2 separate regions of the Homo sapiens genome follow, and region 2 is linked to region 1. A link is a loop called in an ENCODE intact Hi-C map of the cell type or tissue named here. Cell type or tissue: IMR-90. All regions are shown on one strand.

What was found. Peaks named below come from ENCODE experiments on the same cell type or tissue, not always from the same donor. Only the 100,000 strongest peaks of a DNase experiment are listed, where the experiment ranks them.
Region 2: it touches region 1 in a loop (7-fold over the local background); 8 of 110 quality-filtered maps call a loop at or near these places.

What each region holds. Positions count from the first base shown.
Region 1 is chr9:75,147,670-75,150,169 of GRCh38, reverse strand. No RefSeq gene overlaps it. Among named protein-coding and RNA genes, the nearest start is that of OSTF1, 60 kb to the right of the region's middle. In IMR-90, no CTCF peak of the experiment used is centred here; a DNase peak (open chromatin) is centred at 1,429; H3K27ac peaks cover 223 bases.
Region 2 is chr9:75,037,924-75,040,423 of GRCh38, reverse strand. No RefSeq gene overlaps it. Among named protein-coding and RNA genes, the nearest start is that of CARNMT1, 11 kb to the right of the region's middle. In IMR-90, no CTCF peak of the experiment used is centred here; a DNase peak (open chromatin) is centred at 1,223; H3K27ac peaks cover 1,655 bases.

The DNA.
Region 1 (2,500 bases):
TAGCGCGTGGGTTCCCCAGACCCGTGTGTCCACCTTCAACCAGTTCCTTCACTTCTTCAAACCTCAGCGTCTCTGTAAAAAGTTGGGGCATTAACATTCCTCGCCTAAGGTTACTGCAAAGATCAAATGACATCATGTCTGTGAAAATGTCTCGCACAGGCACTGGAAGAGTAGACATTTCATAAATGGTAGTTTTATTTAATTTCATGTCATTTTAAGGGAGGGGCAGATGTAAAAGCTTGTTATTGAGAAATAAGGAAACAGAAGCCACAAATTTGTGGTCTGCAATTTTTCCTTCACATGAGAAAACTGTTCACCAAAGCTATATTTGCAAACAGGAATACCAGAATCTTTTACAATATTTCTCCCACTAAAACCTCAACTTTTAGTAATTGGACACTTCAAAGTTTGGCTATACAATCTTTTCCTGCAATATACATATTTACAATATAAAAATCAAGACAAAAAATACACAGTCTGAGTCAATAGGGAAGGCAGATAATCAGATGTAAATGTTAGGTTCCACAGCCTATCAGAAAAGAAATCATCATTTACAAAGATGATAAATATAGTGCTCACAATAAGAAAATTAGTAAATCAGAAACTCTACACAATAAAAAACATTTATGAAGAAGGCTTATGTGGAAAAATTACATTTCCATCTTTAAAATTATCTGCAAATTACCTAAAATTTCGTTTTCAGCATTATTTCCTTTTTTTTTTTTTTTTTTTTTTTTTGAGATGGAGTCTGTCTCCATTGCCCAGGCTGGAGTGCAATGGCGCAATCTTCGTTCACTGCAACCTCCGCCTCCCGGGTTCAAGCGATTCTCCTGCCTTAGCCTCCCAAGTAGTTGGGATTACAGGCACCCGCCACCATGCCCAGCTAGTTTTTTTTTTTTTTTTTTTTTTTCCTAGTAGAGACAGGGTTTCACCATGTTGGCCAGGCTGGTCTCAAACTCCTGACCTCAGGTGATCCTCCCGCCTCGGCCTCCCAAAGTGCTGGGATTACAGGCGTGAGCCACCGTGCCTGGCCTATTTCCAGTTTTTTTTTTTTAAGATTAATAAAATGGAGTCGCCATTGCTTTGTTCAACATTTCCCTTTGAGTAATAACATAATTAATCTACTGAAAAGAGGAGCCATGGGGGCTTATAAAGAAATGCTGTAATACATGTCAGCCCAACAACAACAAAATGTGCAACAGAACAGCCCAGAAAGAAAACTGAAATGGGAACCTCTGATAAGAATTTTTCTTTGCATGAGGCTCCTGGGCCTACAACTAAACAAGTATCGCACTGCCCAAGTAGCTGGAAGGCATTTCCTATTTAAAGGGTGCAATCACTAGAAAGGAGTTCAGGCCACAGTGACTGTCAGCAAGCTCAGATTACAGCAAAACCTCTGAAGTTATTTCCAAAACATAATCAGAGCTCTCCTCTGCACAGTCAGAGCAGTGGCAAATTCCTAGAACTGATTTTTGTTGCTGAGTTCAGCACTAAACAATCTCTGAGAAAGCTCAGATTAGCCAGGCTGAATAAACAAGAAACAAACCAAAAAAATTTCCAGTGGAGTTTCAGCCACAACTAAATGAGTTGTCCTGTTTTACCAAAAATTCATGCACATAGCTAAGCACTCTCCTCATCTTCAAAAAAAAACTATAGTTGTCCAACTTTCTAAAATTCTCTTAAGTTTGATAATGTTAAAAACAATGATAGTGAGACCTCCACTATTCTTTCCCTCAGATATACAAATAATATATCTAAAGCAAGTACATGGTATTTTGATAAAAATTGTCTATAGCCACACAAGCTGTATTATTTCTGCCCATGTTTTAAAAATTAAGAGTCTTTAGTTGAAATCCATCCTAATTACCCCAGCCCAAAGTATAGAAGAACAAAAAGTTACAGGGTTCTCTAAAAGCTTTTTGTTAAGAAACAAGCCCCATTTTAAAGAAAAATCTTAAAGGATCTATAGGAATAGATACAATTTCAGGAAGAATTTCATATCTTCAAGTTTATGTTTAAGAAGAAATACAACTGGTTAAATCAAATTTAATAACGTATTTATTTTAAGAATAAAATGCCCTCTTTTGTTGGTGCCAGAATTTGTGTTCATACTTTGTTGTCACTAGTGGTACAGATTCTCTTCTACTAAAATTTAGTTGAGGGTGTTTGAAAGACCTCAAATGGGCTTCTCTGGGTATCGTTTCTCAAGGCTCCCACAGAGTGAAAAACCAAACAGTCACAGAATAAACTCTTATAGAGGCAGTTATTCATTTCCTGAGCTAACCCACTTCCTTCTTCATACATTTCCTTCTCTTCATCAACGTGTTTTTTGAAATTAGCATTGAAATCATCTTGCAAAATATACTTTTGGACCTAGGGCCGGGATTCTAGGCAAATTCCAATGGCCATGTCATTTTTACATCATCACTGTAGTGATACAAAATTAGAACGCCAAATGAAGTGTCATGTCAGTAGTACAGAAGGCTCCCTGCAATGCTAA
Region 2 (2,500 bases), 110 kb after region 1:
TTTCCCAATGGGCCATAAGTTTACTGAGGGCTTGGACCATGAATTACATTTCTCTTAGTTCTCAAAGCTTAAGAATGTCTCATACTTAAGATGCAGATTGATAAATTCTTAAGATAAGTTACTTTTCTTTAAGAAATCAGTAGTAAGAATCTCAAAAACAAATGAAAACTGGGCAAATTATTGCTAATCAGGACCTAGATATTTAGGTAATTCTGTTCCATCTTCCTGATTTCAAAAGAAACACATCAGGAACGAAGGGAAAAATGATATTTGTTGGGCCTTTGGAGGGGCCCAGTAACAACTGTTTGTTTTAAAATGTAGATGTTATTATTTAGGTATGGTGAGGCCAGCAGATGATGAGATGACTGCCAATGAAGAGACAGCTTGTGACTCACAGTTCCCAAGAGGGAAGGGGCACAACAAGCCACACAGGGCCACACGGGGAAGCACCAGTGTCGGTCAGGAGGCAGAAGAAGCAAGAGGAAACCATGGGCATGAGCCTTTATCATCATTTCTACAGGAAAGAGAAGGGGAGGGGAGGGCAAGGGAGGAGAGGGAAGGGAAGGGGAAGAGAGGGAAGAGGAAGGGAAGGGAAGGGAGGGAAGGAGAGGGGAGGGGCAAGGCAAGGAAGGAGCAAGGCAAGAAAAAAGGCAAGGCAAGGAAGATGTAGGATTGCTTAGTTTTAATAATTTCAGCTGTCTCTGGGGTGTAGGGACTGTCCTGAGTTGCGTGGTACCTGACCCTAGGTTGATTAGGGCAGGGGAAAGTTGGCTTGTGTATAAGAGTTCGATAAAGGAGGTGGTTGGGGGATATGAGTTCTGGACTGTTCAATTTGCCAATGAAAGGCAGAGAGGAGTTGTTGACTATCTCTAGGAACTAGCTAGTCTGGGAAGAGTCAATCTCTCCCTGGCCAGTGAGGCTGCAGATGCCAGGGAATCAAGAATACTGAATATAAGAAGATATCTTTATACACTCCCCTCTTTCCCACTGGGCTCAGAAGAGATTAAACAATAAGACGAAGAAGAAACTGATGGTGGCCAAAATGTCTGCTCAATCACAGGCAATAAAGCTACACTGGAAGAAATATGTTAATGTGAGAGTAAAATGAGCCTCCTAACTCTATCCAGAAATAGTCAGGCTTACTCACATCATGATAGGCAGTACTAAATGAGGACAACTAGGAAGAATTTTATGGAATGAGTAACAGAGAAGAAATTGTGCTTGATATAAGCAAATGTAATCCTAGGAGGAAAAAATAAGGTCAGGGGCTGAGCCAAGCAAGCCTAGTTTATTCTTTCCAGATGTACCAATCAGACGAGTTGCTCTACCTTTCCCAAACAGGATGAGTAAAGAATAGAGGAAGCCAAGGACTGTCGCTTGACTGAACTCCCTTTCTGTGGAAGCCTCAAACATGAGAAAGAAATATCACTGCCCACCCCCCTCCACCAACACCAAGAAACACTGACTTTTCTAGAGATTTTCGGAAGATAAAATCCTGACACATTCCTAGTTATGGTTCCAGCTTCAAGGTTTTACATTTTAAATCCAGAGTTTTAACTAATTGACGTTCAGAAGAAGAGAAATTATTCAACCCACATAGGGGTCCATAGGTGGGTTCCTACACTATAAAATTTAGGGTGAACTTTCAGACTCTCTGGTATGTGGGAAATATCCTGCTATGGCTCTTGGTTGCATACTCTCCTACTTAGACTTTTTTTTGAAAGAGCGAGGGGAAGGGCCAATAGGCCCAGACACTGGGGAACTATCATCTGGCAGATATGTTAGTAATGAATGACCTAGACATGAAATTTGAGGCCTAGAAAGGCCTCAAGGTGGTATGGGAAAACAGGAGAAAGTCATTTACAGTAGCATTCATGTTTACTGTCAACATTTATTCATCTATGTTAGGGTCAGCAAATTATGTCCTATTGGCCAAATTCAATCAGTCACCTGTTTTGTTTTGTGTTTTAAGTTTTATTGGCCGGGCACTATGGCTCATGCCTGTAATTCCAGCACTTTGGGAGGCAGAGGCAAGCAGATCACTTGAGTCTAGGAGTTCAAGACCAACCTTGGCAACCTGGCAAAACCTCATCTTTATAAAAAATACGCAAAATTAGCTGGGCATGGTGGTGCATGCCTGTGGTCCCTGCTACTCAGGAGGCTGAGTAAGAGGATTGCCGGGGCCTGGGAGGTTGAGGCTCCAGTAAGCCAGTGTCACGCCATTGTACTCCAGCCTGGGTAACACAGTGAGACCCTATCTAAAAAAAAAAAAAACTTTTGTTGAAACGCAGTCACATCACTCCTTTTTGTGTTCTTTGTGATTGTTTGCATGCTATAACAGCAGATTTGAGTAGTTGTAAGGGTCTCATGGCCTGCAAAGCTGAAAATATTTGTGCACTGATTCTCTGTAGAACAGTGGTTACCAAGTTTTTGGCATCAGGGACTTGTTTCGTGAAAGACAATTTTTCCACGGACCCCGGGTTGCAGAGGGATGGTTTTG